Regions from separate parts of the Homo sapiens genome. Here region 1 is linked to region 2. The links are chromatin loops, found by intact Hi-C in ENCODE. Cell type or tissue: Calu3. All regions are shown on one strand. Each heading gives the region's core, and the rest is flanking DNA. Links, peaks and the distances in the headings are about the cores only.

Region 1 (12,521 bases), core at 2,587-10,586, 360 kb after region 2:
TGAGTTTCTTGAAAAGACTATTTACCAAAAGCTGAAACAAATAGAAAATTTAACTGTGCATGTATCTATTTATTGAATTTGTTTTAAAAATTTTTCCCACAAAGGAAACTTCATACCCAGATTATTTGTGTGTGAATTCTACCCAACATTTTAAGAAAATAAGATAGAAAGAATTGGTCAAATATTAACAAATTTTATATTTGTGAATGGATAAAAATGTCTTATTCATGGAAAGAGGCTAAAAGATTGGGGCTACAAACCAAAGGCCAAATCTACACCACGTGTAGGAGATCTAGCCGAAATAAAATGAGAAAGGTTGGAAATAAAGGATATAGAACAGCTATTCCAGGAAACAGCTTATAGAATAAAGGAAATATCAATAATATAAATTCCTGACAATAAAGAATTCAAATGAAAAGTATTCAGCATTTAAAAAAAAGATTTTTATTATGATTCAGGCAACAAAATTTTAAGTCATAAATATTTATGCACTTCAGAGTCTCTTTGAAATAAATAAAGCAGAAAGTGTTAAAATGTTCAAATACATGGACAAACCTACACTCCTAGTTGGAAATGTTAATATATTCTAACATTGACAGATCAAGCAAGCCAGCCCATTAGGGATTTGACTAACTCATAAGGTTCCTTCAATAGTTATATTTAGAGAAACACTTTGTTACCAGCATAAAAAACACATAGAATTTTCAAAAATTCATAAGACATAGAAGTTGAGCATATTTATCACATCCCAGAAGAAAAATAAATTGTCAAAGTGAAATAATAGAGGCCACAATCTCTGATAAAATCAAATGAAATTAGAAATAACAAGAACCAACCAAAAATAATATTCTTGTGGAATTTAAAATTCAGACTTCTGAGTTACTTTTAGTATTAAAAGAAAATGGAAATTGAAAGTATAGGCTTTTTAGAAAAGAGTTATAATGAGTAGCTATGAATTAAAGGCTGTGGGATTTGGCAAAAGCAGTAACTAGTAGAATATTTATGTCCTTAAATGCACTTATTAGAAAATACAAAATATTTTCTAACAAATGACAATCCAAGATAAAGTATATAAGTTTAATTAAGGAAGAAGAAATAAATTTTTTAAAGTTGAATCGGAAACTAATTAATATAGAAAGAAAGAACAGACCTTAATAATAAACCAAACACTTATTCCTTGAGAAGGTCAACAAAACATGCAAAACCTCACAAATCTGATCTAAAGAAAATAGCATTAAGCATAAGAAATTACAAATATGGAGAGTTTTTAAATTATAAGAAAATATTATATAGAATATTTTACATTTGAAAATCTAAATGAAATAGATAATTTTCTAGGAAAATCATCAAAATTGACTCAAGAAACAGAACCAATAAACATGGCAGAAATGTGACATGTCTATTTCTAAAACAGAACCTGGATCAGGAATACAACTGGGTAGACATAAATCCAGACAACATCACTTAATAGAGGTATAACTTTAGGGAAGTTATAGAAGTATAACTTGGGCAAGTTCCTCAACTTCCCTGTGTATCAGTTTCTCTGGCAAAATGAGGTAATAATACTAACTACTATATAGGATTATTGTGAGGATAAAGTGAACTATATATGTACATATATACATAGCACTTGACACATAGTGAATACTCTATAGATTTTAGGATGTAGCATCACCACCACCACCATCACCACACCACTACCATCACCACCACCATTATCCCCATCACCATCCCTATCACCATCACCATCACCATCCCTATCACCATCACCATCACCATCATCACCATCACCATCATTATCACCATCATCATCACCATCACCATCCTCATTATCATCATCATCATCATCACCATCACCGTCACCATCATCACCATAACCATCTCTATCACCATCACTATCATCATCACCATCACCATCACCATCACCATCCCTATCACTGTCACCATACCATCATCATCCCTATCACCATCACCCATAATCATCATTACCATCACCATCATCACCATCCTCATCATCGTCATCACCATCACCATCCCTATCAATATCACCATCACTATCCCTGTCACCATCACTGTATCACCTGTTATCATCACCATCATTACCATCACCGTCATTATTATCATCATCATCATCAGATAATTTTATACTTGAGTTTTATCAAACCTCCAAGAAGATATCGTTCATTCAGTATTTAAACAGTTTGGGGCCTAAAAAAAAAAGACGAAATGTTGTTTCTAAACTCAGCCTTATGAATCTGGCATTACCTTAACACCGAGAAAAAGCTAGGAGAGCATAGTGCCCAAAAAAAAAAAAAAAACCTGTCAGAGCTCCTTCGTAAAACAGAAGAGAAGATAGCAAATCAAAGCTCAGCAGATGAATCACTGTGGTCCCCTTTAGTCATGAGGATAATGGCAAGCGCCCTCCATAGCTCTGAGATGTGGGCTGGCACTCCTCCCGCTGCTGCAGGATCACATCTTACTCATCTTTGTGTCAGAACAGCCTAGCATGAGCCCGGCCCATGAGACTAGTCAACAATCTAGGTGTACTTGGTATATACACACCCTCCCGCAGAGTCTTATCATCACTTGTAAAATCTGAACAAGTATTATTATCAGGCCAGGTGTTTGAAAGCATTGTGAGTCATGTCTAGGACATGACTCAGTGCCCGAAAGTCATTGATTGGGTCAGGTCCAATTGTTGGTTTGAACTCAAGTTTTTGTAGATGTTGTTTGATGTGTGTCCCTGTAGTCATCCCTCTTAATGGAGTAGGTATCTGAGATAAAGAGTTGAGGGTGGCTTCTCATCATGACAGCATCAGGAGCTTTACTCAGGGCACTAACTGCTCAATTTGTTTCTCTTTCTGTGGGACTCACAGGAGTGCACCTGCAGGAGGATGTCAGCTTGTGGCTGGCTTATATCTGGTTCTTCCATCCCATACGTTGTTTCTGGATGTTACTCCTCTTCTTAGCCAAATCCTCTGTTTCTTCACTGTCTCTAGCCAACCTCATTGGCATGAGGTTCCATTTTGGTCTCAGACACCATCCAACCTCTCCTTGGATGTTCCATTTGCATTTCATCTTTGATGATTCACTGTGCTTCAGTCCTTTTTATACCTCTGAAACTTCTATCCTTGGATTAAACTAAGTTTTAAAAGGCTTTGAATTATTTAATTATTTAAGGGACCTTTCGGATATGTATACAATTCTTATAAGTAAGCCTGTAATCTGTCAGTAGCAGGATTTGCAACTCAGTAGGCATGTTTTTCACATGATCATGGGATGCTTTTGAGTTCATTGGCTCACTCAAGCATGTAAAAAGCCTCGCTACACATTTTGCTGCATCTATGTTGAACAAAATAGGTTGAATCTGGTTTCATGAGATTGGGGAGGGTGAGGACTCAATGTCTCCTGGGTCAACAGGAACAAGGGTGGAACTTGAGGACTTCCAGGCTATCAAGGTGAGGCTGTCCTTAAGGCGGCAGCTGCCAGGATCTCACTGGCAGTGAAGAGGCCACCGAGATGGGGGATGTGGCCAAGTGCCACATGAAACTGCCAGGAACATGGGCGAGTCATTTAAAAAGATTCTTTATCCTTCATAAAGAACTGATGCTTCTGAGGCAGTTTTATTGAGTCAGAATAAGTTAATTGGCCATCGCTGTGTGGACCCTTTTCTATGGACATGTATGTGGCATTTTAGCTCCATTTTTATTTCTCAAAAATTTAGTGAGGATTGCAGTCTGCATTTAATAAAGTCCTCGTTAACCCAAAAGTATTACTGGTAGCTTTCCAGAATGAGAGAAACGATCTCCACCCTGACTTGCTGCTTTTTGTTTCCCGGTAGAACGTCCGTCCTGGGCATCTCCTTTGGGGCTGCGTTTCTCTTGCTGGCCTTCATCCTCTTCGTCTGCTTTGCTGGACAGCTTCTGGTAGGTATTCAAATGTGGCGCTTCTTTGAAAAGTATGCTCATTTCATGAAAGCTGATTTCTTGCCTAAAACTTTCCAAAACAAGGAGCTTATTGCTTTACCACTTCAAGAACTCCAGATCCCAGTTAAGGAAACACACACCCTTCAGGTCTATAACCAGGAATATAGACTGGGACCCCTCATGCACAACCAAGACACGAATATGAAGATGATTCAAAACGTTCGATGTCACATCAGAAGTTGCATTCTTGCTTATTTGGTGTCAATATATTTTTATCATTTCCTTTAAGTTTTCAGAGTATTTATAGCAGCAAATGCAAGTATAATATGAGGCTTTCAGTGTACAGGAGGATTAAAACTAACACAGGAGCAGAAAACCAAACACTGCCTGTCCTCACTCATAAGTGGGAGTTGAACAATGAGGACACATGGACACAGGGAGGGGAACATCACACACTGGGGCCTGTTGGAGGGTGGGGGAAAAGGGGAGGGATAGCATTAGGACAAATACCTAATGCATGCGGGGCATAAAACCTAGATGATGGGTTCATAGGTGCAGCAAACCACCATGGCACATGTATGCCTATGTAACAAACCTGCACATTCAGCACCTGTATCCCAGAACTTAAAGTAAAATTTAAAAAAAAAAGTAAACCTAATACATTGCTACATCCACTTTCAAGCTATAAAATGTTGGAGTAGTTGAAGAAAGCATACGTTAAAATATCTTTTATTAGTGTTTAATTTAAGCCAATCAGGTTTAAATGCTAGTTCTGGATATACAGATTAAACCTAAAATTGAAAGTCTAAAGCAAGTGTTGCTAGCTGGCCATGAGTCTATGAGAGCATCGTAAGGATGCAAACAATGGGATAGAAGGCCCTGAAGATAAGCCACTGTTTCGTTTTGTTCAATGGAGATGACCTGGGACAGAGAGGCCACTCTGAGCTTCTCAGCAGCTCTCTTCCTTGCCCCCATGGGCATTCTCAAGAGAAGCTTCAGAGATTTTTTTAATAAAAATTTTTACATGATAATTAATAACCTATTATAAAAAATAAATAGAAATGTTCTTTAAAATATTTTTCAATGGATGCATTTTATATGAGTTCTGCAGTTACAGACTACAGTCTAGATATTTTCACATTGTCAAAATTATGATTTCTTCTGCTGGTTAGACTGTAACAACGCATTTAGATGACACCGCCAAGGAAGCCTCCTGAGGTTTGTGGCCTGTCTGTTACCTCTCAGGAGTATTGTGGCTTCTATGAAAGAATTTTTTCTCATTCTGCATGCGTTTATAGTTTGCATCTGTGGCTTTATTGCAATGTTGTTTTGCTTTTCATAAAACACACTACTACTGCTAGCAACAACATCAGGACAGCGCGATAGTGGCCTCTTAGAATCCTCGTCCTCCCTTCAAAAGCTCTGAAAAGTGGCAGTCCTGACCCCCACGCTGTCCATTGCATTCCAGTCTGATGTGCTGAAAGGCTTTGGCCAAGGGTGGTTAAGATTCCAAAGCTTGTCTCTGCCTTTCCGCAGTCGACTGTAAGCACTTTGTCCTCTGTGCCTTATACCTTTGCAAACTTGTGTGGATTTTGTTTACTGTTTGATAGTTTAGATGTTTCAAATTGTATTGAAAGCTCTTCCAAAAATGGGACTGTGGCTTCTGCTTTACCCAAATGCACACATAGCATCTCGATTCTCTGAAACCCCCTGAAGACATTGTGGGTTGTATAGAGGAGGGAAGACCCTTGGTTAATATGAATCCACTCCGAAAGGCCCTGATGGAACTCTTTGGCAAAGTTTGAAAACGCTTATTGTAGAAAGAAGCCTGGTTTTCTATGTTCCCGGAATCATCCCTCAGGTGGAAAGGCACACAGGCTCCCCTGCTCTCTTCCTTGCCCCCACAAATCTCCTGAAGCCCATGTCTCAGGTTTCCAAAACAGGAACCATCATTGGTGGTTCCATTGGAAATCCCAACCTAGTTCTAATTAAGTCAGTTCAGATCATTGTGACTAACTAGCCATATTTATCATTTTCTATCCCAGGGAATCTGGTCTTGGATATGGGGGCATGTGGTATATTTAGGGTATCAGGCTGACTTTTTTTCATTCTACTCTCTAAGTTGTTATATTAAAGAAACATAGAGCTGGGGGCAGAAAAAAATATCTCAGGAACAACTCTGCTGCGTCTGTGGGAAAGCATTGTTCCTCTCTGGTGCCTCCCTTTCAGCCTCGCTGGAATCCCACGCCCTGCTGCCCCTCTCATAGCTCCTCCTGTGGCCAGCCTGAGGCCCCGGTAAGCTGTCAAGGTGACACCCACAGCTCCTCCTGCCCTCCCGTCCCTGGAGCTTCCCAGGACCCTGGCCTCCACAGGCCACATGCTAGAAAGTTCTTTTTGACTCCGTGGTATCACAAAGGGAAGATTTCAATGCTACAAATGCATTGGTGCTTACCTCCTCCTCACAAGAAGCCTGGATGGTGTCAAAGTGCCCAGGAAGCCTAGACGTGGCGACACTTGGTCCTCCTAAACTTGATTCCATAAGATCCGTGAATGAGGCTCCCTCTAGTGGCCAGCTGCAATTCCTCCTCCTTGGATGTAATCCATGAAAAAAATCAAGAAGGAATTCTTTTCACTTTAATAATAGGTCCTTTTTTACTGTTTAAATCATTCTTTAAGGATTTTTTAATTTGCAACATCAAATATATTGGTGTACAGCCAATTTAAGAAGGCTTAAGTGCACTCTGCACTCTGCCATCCAAATTCAGTCAAAAACTGCTCATCACAAATATTCCGCAGTGGTCGTGGAGAAACATTGTCACTTCCTAAGTGCTCATTCCCTGGCTTCTTAATAGCTTCCCAGTTGTGTAAGGTTTTATAATGATTTGCATTTATTATGAATTAAATACTGAGTTTATTAAAGAGTACTCAATACCCGAAACTTGCCTTCTATTAACGTATGGTAACTTTCTGAAAACTTCGATGCCAAAGACAGTATTTGTGCTCTAATACCAGCTTTCAGTTCTCCGTATGAAGAAATAACATAAAATGTAATACTTCATAAAGGAAGCTGAAGAGAGGTCAGCCTGGCTAATGTTTTCTTCCAAGAGCTTTGCCTCTGTCATTCTCTGTTGCACAGAAAGCGTAATGCCAATAAATCAAATTGATTGCTTGTTTTACAACTGGCCTTGATAAAAAGGTAGAAAAATATCAAAATAGGCAAAAAAAATGGTGATGATGAATTGCAGATTTTTTCCTGTTGATAGAAAAATCGTACAGGTATTTGTTCAGTGACATGTTCTCAAACACATGGCAGGCATTTCTTTTCTGTGATCATTATTTCTGTGAGAAGCCCAGCCCTCGCCTCCATCGGCCCCTTCACTCCCACCCGAGGCATGCCCCATGCTGGCTCCCTGCTACCCCCACATTGCCCAGGTCTCAGTTCTTGTGCACGTGGGTGGGCCCAGCCACCGGGCACCTTCCAAGATACCTTGAAACTGCACCAAGCCCTTCTTTTTACACCGTGGGACTGACAATCTGTGTCACGTAGCTTAGCCTCCATCATATAAGATCTCACTGAGACCTCTAAATTGTTTCTGTTTCCCCTTGAATATATAGAGTTCCTTGTACTGTAGCATTTTTATGGGGTCCTTTCTTACTTTCTCCTCTCATCCGGCTCTGGTTAGCACTCCCTCATCTCATGGAGGCCAACCTTTCTCAAGCCGAGTTAGGTGTCCCCTGCAGAACCTTCTCCAAATGTCCCAGCATGGGGACAGACTCTATGTGTCAATGATCACGTGGATGAGAGAAGGAATGTGAGTCAGTGGCCTTCATCACGCTGCGTCAAAATGCCTTGTTCACATATGCCATGATTCCTTGACTCTGACGTGCCTCCAGCTGTCTCCTCTGTTGGAAATTATCATCTAACTTTCATAATCCAACTCTGAAGAGCCCGCCTTTGCACCACCAACTCCTCTCATGCTGGCTGGCCGGGATTCCCATTTTGCGTTATTACTTTTATTCTTGTGGATGGAAAGATCTTCAGTGAGTTCACTGTAGCCCTATTTTGTTCATTGTACTACTTCAGGCACTTGAAAAACACAAGATAAATATTTAATATCAATCTGCTTGAAGGAATGTTGGGTTGCACCCAAGTGCGGTTTCCTGGTACCACTGCTCAGAAAACATTCCACCCCCATTCTCACCCCAACTGGACTCCTTCCGAACTTGAAGCTCTGAATCCAGCTCACAGTCATGGCATCCTGCTCCGCATTCTGGCGGGTTCCCAGCCTCTGCATCTGGGCCTGGCATCCTGATGTTCTCACTTGTTGGATCTCCTTAGACACCTCTGCCTCAGGTGCCTTCCTAGGCCCATATAGCAGCCCCTTCATCTCACCATTGCCAGCTATTCTCAGGCAGAGAAATATGTGCCCTAGGGGACCTTCTCCAGATGGCTTAGCAGGAGGGCGGGTTCTATGTGTAAAGGAATGTGTGGGTGAGAGAAGGGATGGTAAGTCGGTGGCCTTCGTCACACTGCATTGAAATTTCTTGCTCACATTCACCATGATTCCTTGACTCTGAAATGCTTTCTACATCGGATGCTATTTAGCATTTCAGAATTTAAAACTCAAGAGGTGAGAGGGAACCTAGAGATAACCTCATCCAGCCTCTAATTCTGTGGATGAGGGACCAAGGACTCCAAAGGTGCCATCCACTTAAGTGAGTTTTTATTTCCAATTATTTAAAATAAACATTTCCCCCCACCCTCCAACACACACACACACACACACACACACACACACACACACACACACAAAATGCTGAAGAAGCTGTAATCAGGCTTCTTGAGGATGCAAATGGAGGCTTTGGAGTAGAATCAGGAATGCAATGACTATGAGGTCTGCAAAGGCTTCCTATCCTTGGGTAAGAACCTTTGGAATAAATCCAAACTATTTATGATGGGCAAGATCCCAATGAGTGGTTCTGATTCCAGCCTCATCATAGTTTATAAGTAGTAAATGTTATATTAAAAATACCTACTTACTCTGCTAGGCACTTAGCTTCTACTGGCTCATTTATGGTCACAAGGGCCCTTGGAGGTAATATCCATTTGACAGTTTAATAGAACCGGGGCTCACAGATGCTACATAACTTGCCTTCCCAGTGGTATATAGCAAGTAGGTGTTGGAACCAGAATTGGAATCAAGCCTTGGAACCTTATAGTAGAAGCAGGTTGCAGAGGGTGCCAGGCTGTGTGTGGGGTGAGTCACAGGCAGACGGTGCCCAGCACTAGGCAGGGATGCCCATGTTCATGGACATGGACCAGCATGGCACCAAAGTTGCCTTGTGACTACTCAGCACCCATTGATCAAAATCACATTGGTAAGTCATGGTAACTTCACATAGTACCTATTCTTATTCTTCTCTACTCTAGTTTCCTAAAGTATGTTTTTCAGCTGTTGGTCCCATTTATTTAAAACTAGGTTCTGGGCAAAGTGTAAATTCATCTTAAAAGACATTTGATAATTTTTTTAAGTTAATTTATAATTGTGTTTAGATTAAAGTAATCTAGTAAGAAAGTACTCAGTATTATAATAATACTTTACAAAATGTTTTATACATATAATAGTCCTTCAAAGTATTTTCAGACATTATTTTATTTGATAATGAAAATAATCCATTTTATCTAGGCAGAAGCTAAGACTAGAATAAGAGATTCAAGTTCACATTTTCATTACAATTAGCAATTAAAAATAGTACTAGTTGTCATTGTAGCAGTAATAGTAATAAGTGCACATTCACAGTCAGATTTAACTTTCTAAACTACCTGAGGCAGACTTACCTTTCTATGATAAATACAAGAGAGTGACTCTAACCAAAAATTCCACCAAACAAACCAACCCCCAAAACACCTTTAGAACGCATATGCTGGATACGGCAAATGAAAATGCCAGAAAATATCAGAAGAAATTTTTCTCTCAGTGTTGTTACCTTGTGCTTTCAATAGCAGAGATAATACGATGCCAGCCCACCAACGTTCTTCCAGGCAGAGATAAAAGCGCAAATAGAGAGGTCGCCTCGGGAAAGGGAAAGTAGGTCACACAGCTAATAGAAAAGCTTTCTACCCCACAGCAGTGTTTTTCCCTTGAAGTCTGTTTTCTTTCCTGTCAATATCCCTCCACCATATTTTATTTTTGGTTAGTATTTGCCTGGTGTTCCTTGTTCCATCTTTCTACTTTCAGCTTTTCCTTGTCAATGAAAAGGATATAGGTTTTAGGTGTGTCTCTGGTGAACAGCATGTAGCTCTATGTCCTTTTCTCTGATCCAAACATCTCTCTCTCTTATTTGACAAGTGTGATCCATTTACCTGTATTATAATTATTACTAAAATCTTTTAAAACCCAATTTGTATCTTTTTGCTTCTACTTGTTTTTCCTTCTTTTCTGCCTTCTTTTGGACTCCTGGAGTTTATTCTCTTTTATTCTCTCTAGTGACTTGGAACTTATATACTCTAGTTTGTTTTTTCAGTTATTACCTTAAAACCGTAACATGTACACATGATTAACAAAGTATATTATTAATAATATCTCCACTTTCTTGTTGAACAATACAGGGACCATGCTCTGAGTCTGGTAATTTTTCTCATCTTCCATACTAGCATGGTTTAAATTTTTCTAAACTTAAACTGCTCAAATTATTCAATGTTTATTCCTGTTTTTGTTAAACAATGTATTTGTTTACTATTTTTTCCAAATACCATTCCACCTTTCTGGACTCAGTTTCCATATTACTAAAATGCTTCCTTTTATAATCCTTCCCATGAGGGTTTGTATATAATATACCCACTCAGATTTTGTATTTTAAAAAGTCTTTATCTTTTCCCCATTGTGATTATTTATAATTTTTTCTAACATTCTAAAAACAGGATTCCATAATTTCCTGGCCTCTGTGGGAATGAGATTAACTCTCCTGTCCATCTAACTGTTGTAGACACTTGGTCCCTTGTCTCGGTGGGAGTTTTTGTAGGATTTGCTCTTTGTATCATGGGCAGTAGATTCCAGGTGTCAAAGTGCAGCCTGACTTTTATTTTTGAGACTCAGCTGTGTATTCTCTACCACAGACCTCATAATCCGCTCTAGGTCTGCAACGTCATTGTCCAATATCTCCTTGTGTTTTGTCTCTTCCCTGGTCTTTCTGTTCTGCTTTTTTCAAACTTTTATCAGAGGTATGTTGAATCTCTTCATCATATCCTCTGTGTCTCAGTCTCTTTTTCCTATTTTCCACTTCTTTATCTTTCTGTGCTATTTTGTGGTTTATTTCCTGAGATGTTTCATAGCCTCTCCCATTCACGGGCAGTTCATCCAGTTCCTCAATAACCATTTAGTTTTTAATTTCAATATCTACATTTTCATCTCTAGAAAGTTTATGTGGCTCATTTTAAAAAATACTTGTTATTTTTCCTTAACAACTCACTCATTCATATGGATTATAATCCCTCTTTTGTTACTTTAATCTTAATTTAGAAGCTATTTCAGGTTGTTGTCGTATCTGCAGATCTCGTGGTGCTAATTCGACTACCTCTAATGTCTTTTGATTCTTCCTCATATGGTCCATTGCCTTAGGTACTTTATAATTTGGTTTTTATTGTGAGGTTATGTTCAGGAGGAACTGCCCCAGCCCCCAGATGGGACATCCCTGCACACTGTAGTCTAAAGTATCATTTACCAGCAGTGTCATTCTTGCTTCTGCCATAGCCCCAAGGATTTTCTCTGGTTTTGACCTAATTAACAACCCTTCAATTTGGAATTCTTATTATGAATCAGGTAATGTGATTTCAAACCCAACACTTTAGGGTTTGGATTGATCCTTGGAAGCTTATTGACACTTCCCTGAGCTAGTGAATGGGGCTCTTCTAGACTTCTTTGTACAGAAAGTATAGCAGTTTGAGGCTCTGGATTTTATTCAAGAGTCTTAGTTGCAGCTGTCCACGTTTGGCTGGCCCAAGGAAATATCTTCTTTTCCCTATGGGTGTTAAAAGCTCACCCCCTAAGTGCCATAGCCTGAGTCCTGATCCAGGACACTCCTGGACCCACCCCACAGCCTCAGTTCCTTTATCACTGAGCTCTCTCTTTGTTTCTGTGCCCTGGTAATTTCCCTTTGAGTCCATCATTAAAAATAGTAAACAGAATCAACACGTATTTGACGAGTTCCTACCATTTAACAAACACTATACTGGCCTCTGGGAAAACAGAGACAAGTGCGATATGGTCACTGTCCTCAACCACCTCTGCATTTGGCCAGAGACAAGCATGTCAGCAAAAATGATGCAATGTGGTACCCAGTGGAGCAACAGTGCAGGGATGTGGCTCACCCAGGGCGAAAAGAAGAAACAGGTTGATTTTGTAAAATATGATTGATTGGCATAAAGAAGTCTTCCTATGGGAAATTAAAGGACAATTAAATAATCAAAGTACACATCACAGTCTTTGTGACATTAAATGTTACAAGTAATTATTGCTCCGGCTTATTCCTGCCATTCAGAATGACGGTCCTCAGCTAATTAAAATGCCAAAGTAGATGTTCCTTTAGGCAAATACA
Region 2 (12,521 bases), core at 1,680-9,679:
TGCTTGACTCACAGTTCCACATGGGGAGACCTCAGGAAACTTACAATCATGGTGGAAGGCAACAGGGAAGCAAGGAACCTCCTTCACAAGGTGGCAGGAGAGACACTGCGTGCCGAGTAAAGGCAAAAGCCCCTTATAAAACCATCAAATCTCATGAAAACTCACTTACTATCATGAGAACAGCATGGGGGAAACCGCCACTGTGATTCAAGTACCTCCCCCTGGTCCCACCCTTGACACATGGGGATTATTAAAATTCAAGATGACATTTGGGTGGGGACACAGAGCCAAACCCTGTCACAGATCCCGATGGATGGTACTGCACTCCAACAACTTCCTCTCCTCCCTACCCCAGAGACGGGGCTCTGTGAAAAGCTGAAATCACTTATAGAAAAATAAAGCTCAGGTGAGCTCTACTTGAGACATGTGTTGCTGGGAAGCATTTTTTTTTTTTTCCGAGTTACACTCTCGAAAGAAAGCTCCATTAGGCATACTGTGCAACACAGAGATTCTGAGCCCAGGTTCTGCTTGGTTACTCTTATTGCCATGGTCTTATTTTCTCACCATCATTTCTTAGAGTTCATTTCTGAAATTAAATACACATTCTAAAATAATCAAGTCTAGATTTTGTATGTGCTCATTAATCATTTTAAAATTTGCTATGTTTTAATTATCTTTAGTTGCTTACTCCCACTATTATTTAATTGAAATTTATATTCCACCTATTTTTAAACCAGTTGGAATTATCTTTTTAATTAAGCACTATTTGAAATAGAACAATCAGAGGACTGCCATTAATCCACTAATCCTTCTTGGGAATTGGGTGGGGTATCAATCAATCATCAGTCAATTAAAAAACAGAAAAGCTTCCAGATGGCTAAAAGAAGCTACAAAACTCAAAGGATTATAGGATTACATATGTATTACAGTAAAAATAAGTAAATTAATTAAACGAGATCATGAATGTGGAGTATCCAGTTGTCCGAGCAGCTTAAACAGTGTGGTCCTTTCCCTAAAGGTCTTATACTATAAGACCTTGTGTAAGTATATCATAAATTATTCTGGGGCAATGATCAAAAAGAAGGTAAATAAGCACAAGTAATCATCTTTTAAATGCTTTAAAACATTTTAGACATTTCAATGGTTTATTCATCTAACAATCACTGGATTGAAAGCGTTGAGTGGAACCAGTATCCCTTCTGCTTCTTGTTATGGAAACCTATTTAATAAGAAACGTACCTGGACAATAGCAGTTCAGCATTTCTTAATACAAATCTCCATGGTTATTTGTCTTGCTTTGTCGCCTAGGCTAGAGTGCAGTGGTAGGATCTCGGCTCACTGCAGCATTGACCTCCTGGGCTCAAGCTATCCTCCCACCTCAGCCTTCTGAGTAGCTGGGACCGCAGAGGTGCATCACCATACTCGGCTAAGTTTTGTAGGTATTTTTATAGAGATGGGGTTTTACCATGTTTCCCAGGCTGGTTTTGATCTCCTGGGCTCAAGCTGTCTGCCCACCTCACCCACCAAAAGTGTTGGGATTACAGGTGTGAGTCACCTTGCCCGGCCTAAGAGCCCTTTCTTAAACTTTGGGCTCTAAAAGAAGTCTAAGTACCAGGCTAAGTACAAAAATCATTTTATAAACTCCATTTTGCCCTTTTGTTTAGATGTAATTCACTGAAACACGACTGATAGACCCCGAAGAAGAAAAGGGCCGAATATTATTTGGGTCAAGAATACTTTACTCTCAGGAAGCAAAAACATTCTGAAAGGTTCCAAATGAAAGAAGACATCTGATGGGCAATGTGTAAATCACTGGACTAATCTGATTTTGTTATGCACTTACACCTGTGATTCCGGATGTCAAATTTCGCAAGTCCTTTATCCCTTGAATTTTCCTATAAAATACCATTGAAAGAGGGAAAGAAGATGGCTAGTGGACACTTTTCTACACCATCAATGTAGAAGGTTGGCAACAAGGACTTACAACTTATTTGTAAAATTTTGTCCAAAACAGACATAATTATATTATTTGCAAATTTAAAGACTAAATATAATTACATACTTTTCACTTCACATAAAAAAGTAAATGCATCCCTGTAACAACACATAATTACAAACTGTACATCTTAAGAGTAGATACTTTGCACTTTAATGAAACAATATAAAGTAATTTGAATCAACACTGAGCAACCTCCAAGCCTGATATATATTTTCTATATTTTAATCTAGATATTTTAACATTAATATCTTTAAAATTTCTAAGTGTATATTTTTTAAATGTTTAAGATAAGTCTTCCATTTGTTGGCTCCTTGGAAGAATATATTTAGAAGAACAGCTCCCTGCAGCAGGGAGACAGATTTTTTTTCCTGTGTATTAGTTATTAGACTGTAATGCAATAATGAGGGTCTAGGTTGAAGATTGCTTTTTTATTCCTTTAGCCTGCTGAGCATGAAAATGTCTTCAACGTTTCTCAGTAACAATGTAAATACAGCTTGTCTTGATAGAGTTGGCACATTAACCATATCTGGTCATTTGGAGGCAACTGGCCACATGAGCCCAGCAACCTTCCCTAAACATTGTCCCAGGCATCACGTTGTACTGAAATAGGAGCTGAGAGAAGTACATTTCAGGTGGCTTATGTGCAGGAAAAAGCAGATTCTGTCTGTTTCAGGAAGGTTCAATTGATTATTCATTTGAAATATCAATTATTACTCTGACAGTATTTTCTTAACTAGTTTTTATATAAAAATTTAGTCACTGTTATCTGTGTATTCATTTTATTAAAAAAACCCCAGTGCTTACAATTCCTTGTTCATAGTGATATAAATGATCATGCTTTTTAAATAATAAAGGACAAAATGAGCCTGCATGCTAGTCATCATCATAATGCATTACTAAAAAGATGTACTCTCAAAATGTCTTTTACTTAACCCTCCCAATACCCAAAATATTGCTTAACAATAGTGGCTTGCTATTTTAAGAGAGTAATCAGGATTGAAATAGTGTTATAATCAGCTAATGGTGCTGAGAGTGGGTGAAGGAGGGAGGCCAAGCAGAGCCCCAGATGTAGATGATGAGAATCAGCTCTCTGCACAAGGGAAGTGGAGGGTTGTGGGTAGGTGAGAGTTGGTGTGGGTGGGTGTGGGTGGCGGGTACTGTTGCAGACAAAGGAAGAAACAGGGATATAGGTCCAGAAATGGGGGTGGGAGTAGGGTGGTCGCAGAAACTTGAGGGGCTCCCTGCAATTATTTCTGGAGCCTAAAGCAAGAGGTATAATGGCATTAGACGGTTAAGCAGGGCAGCTGCAAGCAGGAAGGAGATGATGAGGGAAGAAACTGGGGGAGACTTGAGAAAATACTGGGTAACATTGGCAGCAACAATAGTTGTTTGGATGTGGGCCAGTGACAGAGTAAGAGCAGTACAGTCCAAGCCTCCTGGAGCCAGGAGAAGGTTTGTTAGGTTCGGACATTGAGTTCAGTTTCAGACTTGTCACTTATGAGAGCTGAGGGTGTGGCTGGGGTACTATTTGGAAGAGAAGTGCACAGTTACTTAGGCATGAAGATATTCATATGTATCGCGTGCTGCAGCACTCAAATGTGCTACTTAAAATATTTATTATGGTTTCTTTTTGAAGTCTTCCATTTAATAGCAAAAAATCCTGGATTTATTATAGGCAATCTGTAACTCAGTCCATGAACATGAGGCCTTACAGCATTTGAAATTAAATTTAGAAATATATCACATTTTACAAAAATGCTAGGTGTAATGAACAAACAAAATCCAGCAAACAGCAAGCCTATTCTGATCGTTCTTCTTACTACCCCCTACGCTGGTCTTCACACTTGGCAATCAGTGTGGCCATGCAGGGAGCTCACACATTATACTGCATCCTACCTCTGCCTTCTTGATGTCAATATCTCAATACAGTTAAGCTGCAAAGAGGATGAAATTCTTTTTTTTTTTTTAAATGGAGTCTCACTCTGTCACCTGGGCTGGAGTGCAATGGCGTGATCTCGGCTCACTGCAACCTCCGCCTCCTGGGTTCAAGCGATTCTCCTTCCTCAGCCTCCTGAGTAGCTGGGATTACAGGCCCCTGCCACCACGCCTGGCTAACTTTTTGTATTTTTTTTAGTAGAAACAGGTTTCACCATGTTGGCCAGGCTGATCTCGAACTCCTGACCTCGTAATCCACCCACCTCGGCCTCCCAAAGTGCTGAGATTACAGGTGTGAGCCACTGTGCCTGGCCAAGGACGAAGGTTTAAATTAACGCTTTATAAATCCTGGGAGACTTCATTGATATTGCCCAAGATGTGTTACTGGGAACACACGTTTTGCCCAAGATTTGTTGCTGGGAACTCACAGTACTAGATGCCATTTTCTCTTGATAAAAAATCAACCTCAATGATATTTTCTCCAGATAATCTCTTTTCCTGGACACATTTATTTTGTCATTATTTCTTTAGTATCTCACCTTATATGTACTGTTACCCTTTGCTCTATTGGTCAAGTGGAATTGGTAGCAATAGATGTTCAATCTTTCATGAAAACCTTGCCACTTTAAAATTTGAAAACATCATGAGGTTTTTAAAGATATAGTGGAGGGTACTGTTTAATATAGTATAATAGCAAACATATAAAGACAACCTCTTCAGGACCTGGAAATATTTTTGTCAAATGAAGTTTTGCTTAATCCATTGCCATTACTCATCAATTGAACTCAGTTTTTAAAAGAATGAAGTTGTCTGTGTCTTTCTTGATTTATTCATTCATTCATCTAGCACATACTTATTAAGCACTTATTATGTGTTTTGCAAATTTCAGGTAATAGGACTATAAGGAACAAAAGAAACAAAATCTTTTGCCTTGACAGAACTTACCTCTTAGTGAGGGAACACAGGCCACGTTAATACAAAAGTAGGATTTGTGGGTGTTTACTAATTGTTATGATACACCACTAATACACTTTTTTCTTGCTTTATACCAAAGGAAATAGTACTTATTATTAAATAATTAGACAAAATTCAACAACCTTCTTGGTGCAGTTCAATTTTATTATATTTATATATTTTTAATTGGATGCAAACAATTTTTTTCCTTTCAGTCTAAAAATATTGATTAAAATCCATTCCTTTACCCAGCGGTGGTACAAACATGTTTGAAAGAGTCTTAGAAAAATTGGTCCATTCTTTATTTTCTTACTTTAAAAATAAATCAGCTGAAGCTTGGAGATCTTATGTGACTTCTCCAACGATGTATAGTTGATATCAGAGATGGAACAAAATCCAGTACATTAAGGAAGCAATTCTGAGAATATTCACAATTACTACACTATAGTGTGGAATAAGACTAGAAGTGAATTTGATTTATTTTCAAATTAAAAAAATTATGAATCAAAACATGTGAAGTGGCTTAAAATCATATGTTGGTTGAATTGAATGAGAAAGGTGAAATTGGACAAAAACATGCATGAACTATATCTCGGCATGGTTCCATAGAGGCCATGTCTTGTCCCTCAATAAACATTTTTTTTTTAAATTTTAGAGCATAATTAAGTTACTCCTTAATGACTATTTTAAGAGACACTAACAAGGGTATAAAAATAAAAGCCAAGGTATGTGAACTTTCCATTTACGTAAGCTTGCTAAATAAGCCCCTCTTCCTGCACCTCTCTAGGCAACTGATCCTGAGCACACGTCTCCATGGCGGCAGGAGTCATTGCTTTTTAGATCACGTTCTCCGAGCAAGAGCCGAGAAATCGATATCTCTCACAAGGCTGTAGACGTGCTGGAACTGATTAGTCATTAACCTATTGTCACTCCTCCCAGCGCTCATGGAAGGAGTTGCAGCATGTCAATGGATTTTAAAAGAGTACCAGGATTAAACTTCTCCATGGCAGTGGGCATTTGTGAAAGGTCTGTTCTGAAATACCAGTACCATCTTCTCACATGTTAAGGGCCAAAAATCTCAGTAAGTCACTCCAAATCAGGTTTTACAGATGATTTTTTGAAATATTGATTCTGGTATTGTCCCTGAAAATTTAATTTATCAAATAAGCCAATTAAGAAGCGTCTTTTAAAGGCACGTAGGGACCATTCAGCACTGGATGGACAAGAAAATGAACATATTAATCTTACAGTCAGCAACGTTTTGTTGATGCTTTGGAAACTGAACTGCAAAGGAGTACTTAAATGAACTGAAAGAGTTAATTTGACTTCTAAGAGCCATAAACTGGCTTGGGTTGGGTGGATTCTGTATTCCCAGACTCTGGTTCAATAAAAATGTAAATGTTATCTGGGTACACAAAGCATATTTCATGGCGATAATGAATCTGTTGACATACTGTTCATACTTTATTATATAAATTTTAGTAATGTATTTGCCAGAGAGAAAAATGAATACACAGGGAAAGACTCTGTGCTCAGCTCTACAATCTGCCCCAGGTTGGCTGGCACACGTTCGCTTCTGACCTTGGCGCAGTTTGCTGGGCTGCCTTGATTTAATCAATCAGAGCCCTGTGGATGTTGAGAGGAACACGACGGCGTCATTGACTGAGCTAATCTAACTGGATTTGAAATAGGAGCTAGAAGATGGGTTATTTTTAAACCAAAACCCACTGATGCATAAACCTATCCTGCAGCGTGATTGCTTAGATTTATAATCGATTAGGTGTGTCTTAGTGTGTATGTAATCCCTGAGAGGTGACCACATTAGGAGGGGATGGGCTTGAGTTCGCAGGCAGAGGAGGCCTTCTCCTTTGGCTGGCCTGCCGTAGGCTCTGCCTGCAGGCCCAGAATGGAGTGCTGTTTAGTGTGACCTGTTACCAGCATGGGCTTTCTAATTTGCAAGGCCGCGGGCAAAACGGACATGCAGAACCTTTTGATCAAAAATTTTGAAGAATTTCAGGGTGGTGACAGCAGAACCTTAAACCAGCTGCACAAGTCACAGATCCAAAAAGTCAGCCTTGCTTGCTGGGTTATGAGGATAGAGGGCTGCCCTCTAGCGTTACAGGAAAGAGGAATTCTGCTTCCTGATGTTTGCTTTTTATTTTTTCTCCCACAGGCCCAGTTAGAGATTCCCCAGCAGGTTTCTTTTTGCAACAAATAAATTGCTACAGAGTAAATATATGGGAGAACCTCTTGCTCTCCAGGCCTTACCCTTGGAGTGGCAGCCCTGCTACCCAGAGACACAGAAATGAACCAGAGGTCTCCTTTGGGGTCCCTTTAGTTTCAAGAGTCCATATTTCACGCTCCTGGCTTTGTACTAAAGGACGTTTTTCATTTTACTTCATATGGCTTGTAAGTTATTATTTTGTTTCTTTTTTTCTTTTTTTCCTTTTTGAAATACAAACTTGTGGAGAACTTTTTAAAAGGCATACTTAGTGCAATCGATTCTAAAACATGAATACAGAAACTGTAATGATTGTACTGTTTCACTTTTTTTGGTATTAAACATAAAGCAATGACAGAAGCCCGCATAAAAATAAGCATCAAAACAAAACAAAGATCAAACAAAGCCTCAGAGAAGCACTGACATATTCTTCATTTTTATATTATTTTCCTTCTAAGTCCTGTGTCTATGATGATGAAATTTAAATTGTAGTGTTCAGGAGGAAAGGAGGAGTAGGAATGTTGATTTTTGTTCCTGTTTCACTTCTTGTAGCCTTACTTTTCAAAGTAAATTGGAAACTATTACAAGGGTCCCAGGATCCCTGTCTTTCCCACGCCTTCACCCTGCCCCCTTCATCCAGCACATGGTAGGCACATAATGTTAGTTTAATAAACTAATGGAAGGATGAGTGAATTAAAAAAAATTCAAAAAGATCAAGGGCAAAATAATCTCCATGTCATTACATTGTAACAAAATTTCTTAAAAGTCTTAAGACTGCCTTTACCATACAGAGAACATATATATGGTATACATACTGGATATTTAAAAGATTCCACTTCCCCACTAGGAAGAAGGAGACAGTAATTAAGCATTTCCTTTTCCTCATAAGTTTTTCAGCTCTTTTCGCATAAACCTAAATGACGGATTATTTATTTTTTCTCCCTTCTTGAGTGGGTGAAGACAAACATGTATCAATACAAGGGGTAAAGAAGCAGCAAAGATTGAAGAGAAGATGAATAATTAGTCTGTTGCTAGCACAGGAAAGGACTGGAAATGTGCAACTCTGCCCGCCCCAGAAAGACCAAGCACACAGCCGGAGGAAGACAGAACCAACACAATAGAAACCGTGTCCAGCTTCCCACTCAACCGTGTTTCCTTGGAAGGGATTGGGTTCTGGATATTTATACCGCGGATTCATCAGTGTTGTCTGTCATGGAAGCTTGCTCTCAGAACCTTCAAAAACCTAAAATCTGGGAGTATAGTAATCACATCCTGAGGTTCATAGCAAAGCACCGAGCCCAAAGCATCCAGCCCAGTGAGGTTTGGTGGGAGGGTCTGAGGTTGAAATTACCTGGGTTACAGTCACAGGAGGGTGTTGGAGTGGAGGGCAGGCAGGACAGGGTGGGGGCAGCAGTCCATAAACACTGCAGGGAAGAGAATTTCTTTCTGCTGCTAGGGCAGGATGACCCACGGTGGGAGGTGAGCCTTGGGACCTACAGGAGGCTTCAGGGGGACACCCCCCCACCCATTGCCTCCTCCTCCACTCCTTGTTTCCAGGTCCTCAGAAGGAGGGAAGTCCAGGGACCAGGGAGCCTGGTGGGGCCGGACCTGAGGTACTGCACGCAGCCCTGGGCCCAGTCTCCTCGGCCACCTCCCTGCCTCTGGTGTCTATGAGATCTGCGGGTGAGCTGTGCAGCTCCTGAGCCCTCATCCTTAGGCCCTGTGGGCACTGACGGATGCTAAAATGAAAACCTCTGGAAGGATCCGTGCCCGGCCTGGCCCTGTGCTCAGGGTAACGCAGCTACCTAGCTTACATGCCCTCTGCCAGCGAGGAGGACAGGACAGCCAGGGAGGCGGGGCATGGGGCCATTCGAGAAGGTTCTGAGGTCTTAGGTGGTGACAAGGCTGAGTCCTGAGAGCTGGTCATCTCCTGGAAGAGATGAAAAGTGCATGGAACAGCCCTCTGGGGCTGCCCTCTGGGATGCTCGCTGGTGGCAGGAGAAGGGAGGGCTCTTGTGCCTTGGATTCCTTGGGGTAAGGCTTTGGGGGAGGAGGTGGGATTTGGGGGCTCTTTGGGCCGGACCACACTCGAATAGGAGGAAACTTCCAGAAGGGTGGGTTCCTTTGGTGATAAGCAATGAAGCCCCTTCGGCCCCCAGGGCGAAGGCCAGCGGCCTCCGCTCCCACGCGTGTCGGGAGGGGACACTGTCCCTGGTGACATCCGCCCCCACAACGCTCCTGCCGGGTCTCTAGCGCCTCCTGCGTCCAGGCCCCCAAGGTGACAGGGAGGGAGCTACTCCCAGGGCCGACCCGCCCGCTCCCGCGCCCAGCCGCTCTCCCCGGCGCCCCTTTGCCGCCATCCCCGCTCAGCAGAGGGGCTCGGCGAGGACCACGACCAGCCACGGGGCAGCTCTGTAAACCTGTGATATGACAGGCTTATACGGCACCTCCAAAGTGTGACTGAAGCTGAGCGTGCAGGGCGCAACGGACGCTGCCCCCGCGAGGCCGTGGCGGGGGCTCCCAGTGCAGTCACTGCCGCTTCACTTCCACATGGTGCCGGTCTCCAGTTAGGTCCCCTGGCGTTTCCGCGCCCTGCCGCCCTCGCAGGGAGCCCCGGCCCTCTCAAGAGGGTGGAGAGGATGGGGGAGCCCTCAACCCTGCTACGCTGAGGGGAAGAAGGGCTGGACGGCAAACCGGTGCCCACCGCGGGGAGGCGGGAAGGGTGGGAAATCCTCTCCAGCTCCCCAAAAGAGTGAAAAGGAGGGAGACCCCGCTGTCCTCTGACCCGCGTACTAAAGGAGGGACCCCCCGGGTCCTCTGACCCCGGCTGCGCTCTGTGACTGTGGGGGAGGGTGGGAGCAGGCCCCGCAGCCCACTAAGGGGTGGAGGAAACAGGAGGGTGGCAGCGTCCCTGCCCGCTGACCTTGAGGTAGTGGAGAGGAGCTGAGGAGCCCCGCAGTGCTCCGAGCCAGGTGGGGCGGGGGGAGTGGTGGGGGTAGGACTCCCTCCCTCCACCCCTTAGGCTGTGTTCTCACTTCGTAGCGGGGAGGGCCGTCCCTCCCACCCCACCCACGCTGCACTCGGGATAGGGCAGAGGAGGTGGACGACCTGGTGGCTGAGTGTGGGAGGCCGGCGGGCGAGGACGACCCCGGGCCGGGGCGCAGCGGGAGCCCCTCAGTTCGCCACTCCCCCCACCGTACAGCCCCCGCCGTCCCCAGCCTGCAGCCGGGCCGTCGGGTGGGGGCCGACACCGCCCCTGCACGGAGGCCGGCTGCGCGCGGGGCGGGGAGCGGCGGGCGGAGGGCCCCGTGGAACCCGCCCCCTCCCGCGCGGTGGCGGTGGCGGCGGCGGCGCCGGGAGCTGCCCCCGAGGCCGCCGCCCGGCCCCCGCCCGCGCGTCAGCGCGCCCAGCCCGGGGCGCCGAGCTCCGCCCGCGCCGGAGGCCCCTGCGCGCAGCTCCGGGTGCCGGCAGCCGGGCCGGCCGAGGCGGCGCGGGGGTGGGACGCGGGCGGCCGCGGCGAGCGGCGCTGCCCGGGCCGGGCGCGCACGGCGGGCGCCCTGTGAGCGGCCCCGATGTGGCAGGAGGCGATGCGGCGCCGCCGCTACCTGCGGGACCGCTCCGAGGAGGCGGCGGGCGGCGGAGACGGGCTGCCGCGGTCCCGGGACTGGCTCTACGAGTCCTACTACTGCATGAGCCAGCAGCACCCGCTCATCGTCTTCCTGCTGCTCATCGTCATGGGCTCCTGCCTCGCCCTGCTCGCCGTCTTCTTCGCGCTCGGGCTGGTGAGTGGCCTCCCCGCGGGTCCAGCGCCGCGCCTTCCCCGGCCCTGAGAGGAGCCCGGCCAGCCGAGCCGCGTCCCGCTCCGGGCTGCCCCTCGGCCCGCGGCAGCCCCTCGGCCCGCGGCAGCCCCTCGGCCCGCGGCTCCCTGCTTCTCCTGCTGGCCCGCGGCCCGGTGGACTCTGGCAAGGGCTGCGGGCGGGAGAAAAGTTTCCTGGGAAGGCTCTTCCCAAAATAAAGTTCCCGAGGTGTTCACCAGGTGGACGGGCAGGGCGTGTGCTTTTTGCATCTTTGCGCACCCGCTGGCAAACTCTGCGCTTTCCGCCGGGCACCGCTGCCCGCAGCGCTGGAATAGGTCTTCCCCGACTCAGCCCTGGGCTTCCTGGGCGAGTCGCTGTCTCCTGCCCGGTTCCACTGGCATGGCCCCACAGTTGGCATTTTAGTTGGGATTGGGCGTTATTCAACTCTGCAGAAAGCCTGCCTTGGGAAAGTGGTTAATGACAAGGAAAATGAAGAAGAAAAATTAAGTATACATCTTTGCCTTTAAATCTGTATGCATTTAGCTCTTTAGCCCGATAGACGGAAAGTGATGTGGTGTTGACTTGTGAATCAATCTTTCATCTCAGAGACTACAGTTAAGAAGCGTTTGGGACGGACGATTGCTTTCCCGTTTCTAAAGAAGTAACGTGTTTAGGGTTTTGGACAGGTTATTAAAGTGGATTTCATCACGAGGAGTATAATGCAGCTCAACAGCTGATGTCAGTTTTGCCAGTTTATATTTTTCAAGCAGAAATCCTTGGCTCGCTCCCTTGAAAAGTGAGGGGAAGTCTGTAGATGGCGATAACTTCCTGTTACTGATCTCTGAGTGTGTGGTTCAAACTTTTGCACTGCCTGTGACATGCATGTGCAGATTTTGTGCGAGGCATTGATTATCCACCAGTGAGTTTTTTTTTTTTTTTTTTTTTTTTTTTTAGTCAGTGGTTGATCTGTGAATGTGTCCACTGGGTGATGTATTTTGAGCTTAGAATATAAATATGTGCCTATATTTATATGTGTCCACCACCAAAGAAGTGGATTTTGCTTATATTTCACCATGCATAAAATAGCTGTCCTTGGTATTTGGCAATTTGTTTAGGATGTCCGGAGCCAGATGGTGTTCAAATGTTATGCATGGGAAGAATTGTTACCATCATGTTTTTAAAAAATAAAAAAATTCCCCCACACCACTCAATGGTAGCTGTCTACTGATTGAGTTCAATGAGGTAAGAATAGAAATAGAATGTAGGAGGCCATGAAGTCACAGATCACACACTGGCTCTTGTACTATCAAACCTAGAGCAGAGAGTAACTTTTGATCCCTGTAGTCTAGATAGGAGTCCGGAGAAACCCTCACTCTCTCCACATGTAACCAGCCTTCTATGCTCTCTGGAATGGCATTTTTATCTCTCTTTACTACTTTTAGGAACAAAAAGGACTTGGGGAGAGACTTCTGCTCAGTCTCATGGGCAAGCAGGATCTCTAAAGTCATCTACTTATTATTTTTTACTTGCCAGGAAGAAAAGAAACATCAGAGTTTTCCTTTGGAAATCTGTTCTGCTGGGGCATTTCAGCTTGTGATTCTCTTGAACCTGTAAT

What was found. Hi-C counts contacts between places; a loop is a spot of excess contacts. Peaks named below come from ENCODE experiments on the same cell type or tissue, not always from the same donor. Only the 100,000 strongest peaks of a DNase experiment are listed, where the experiment ranks them.
Region 1: a loop joins it to region 2, with 4 times the contacts of the local background. A loop is called at or near these places in 32 of 110 quality-filtered maps.

What each region holds. Positions count from the first base shown.
Region 1 is chr5:7,739,827-7,752,347 of GRCh38, forward strand. ADCY2 (adenylate cyclase 2) reads left to right here. Exons shown (of 25, transcript NM_020546.3): 15 at 3,842-3,926. Among named protein-coding and RNA genes, the nearest start is that of CFAP90, 110 kb to the right of the region's middle. In Calu3, for the core only: a CTCF peak has its summit at 6,475 (motif pointing left); a DNase peak (open chromatin) is centred at 6,475.
Region 2 is chr5:7,385,616-7,398,136 of GRCh38, forward strand. It overlaps LINC02142 (long intergenic non-protein coding RNA 2142), which reads left to right. Exons shown (of 4, transcript NR_183263.1): 3 at 1,309-1,435; 4 at 5,676-6,289. It overlaps LOC107986403 (a long non-coding RNA gene), which reads right to left and starts at 10,334. Exons shown (of 2, transcript XR_001742597.2): 1 at 8,461-10,334; 2 at 5,033-8,359. It overlaps ADCY2 (adenylate cyclase 2), which reads left to right and starts at 10,523. Exons shown (of 25, transcript NM_020546.3): 1 at 10,523-10,891. The coding sequence starts at 10,682. RefSeq lists enhancers at 9,073-9,838, 9,839-10,604. In Calu3, for the core only: no CTCF peak of the experiment used is centred there; a DNase peak (open chromatin) is centred at 5,766.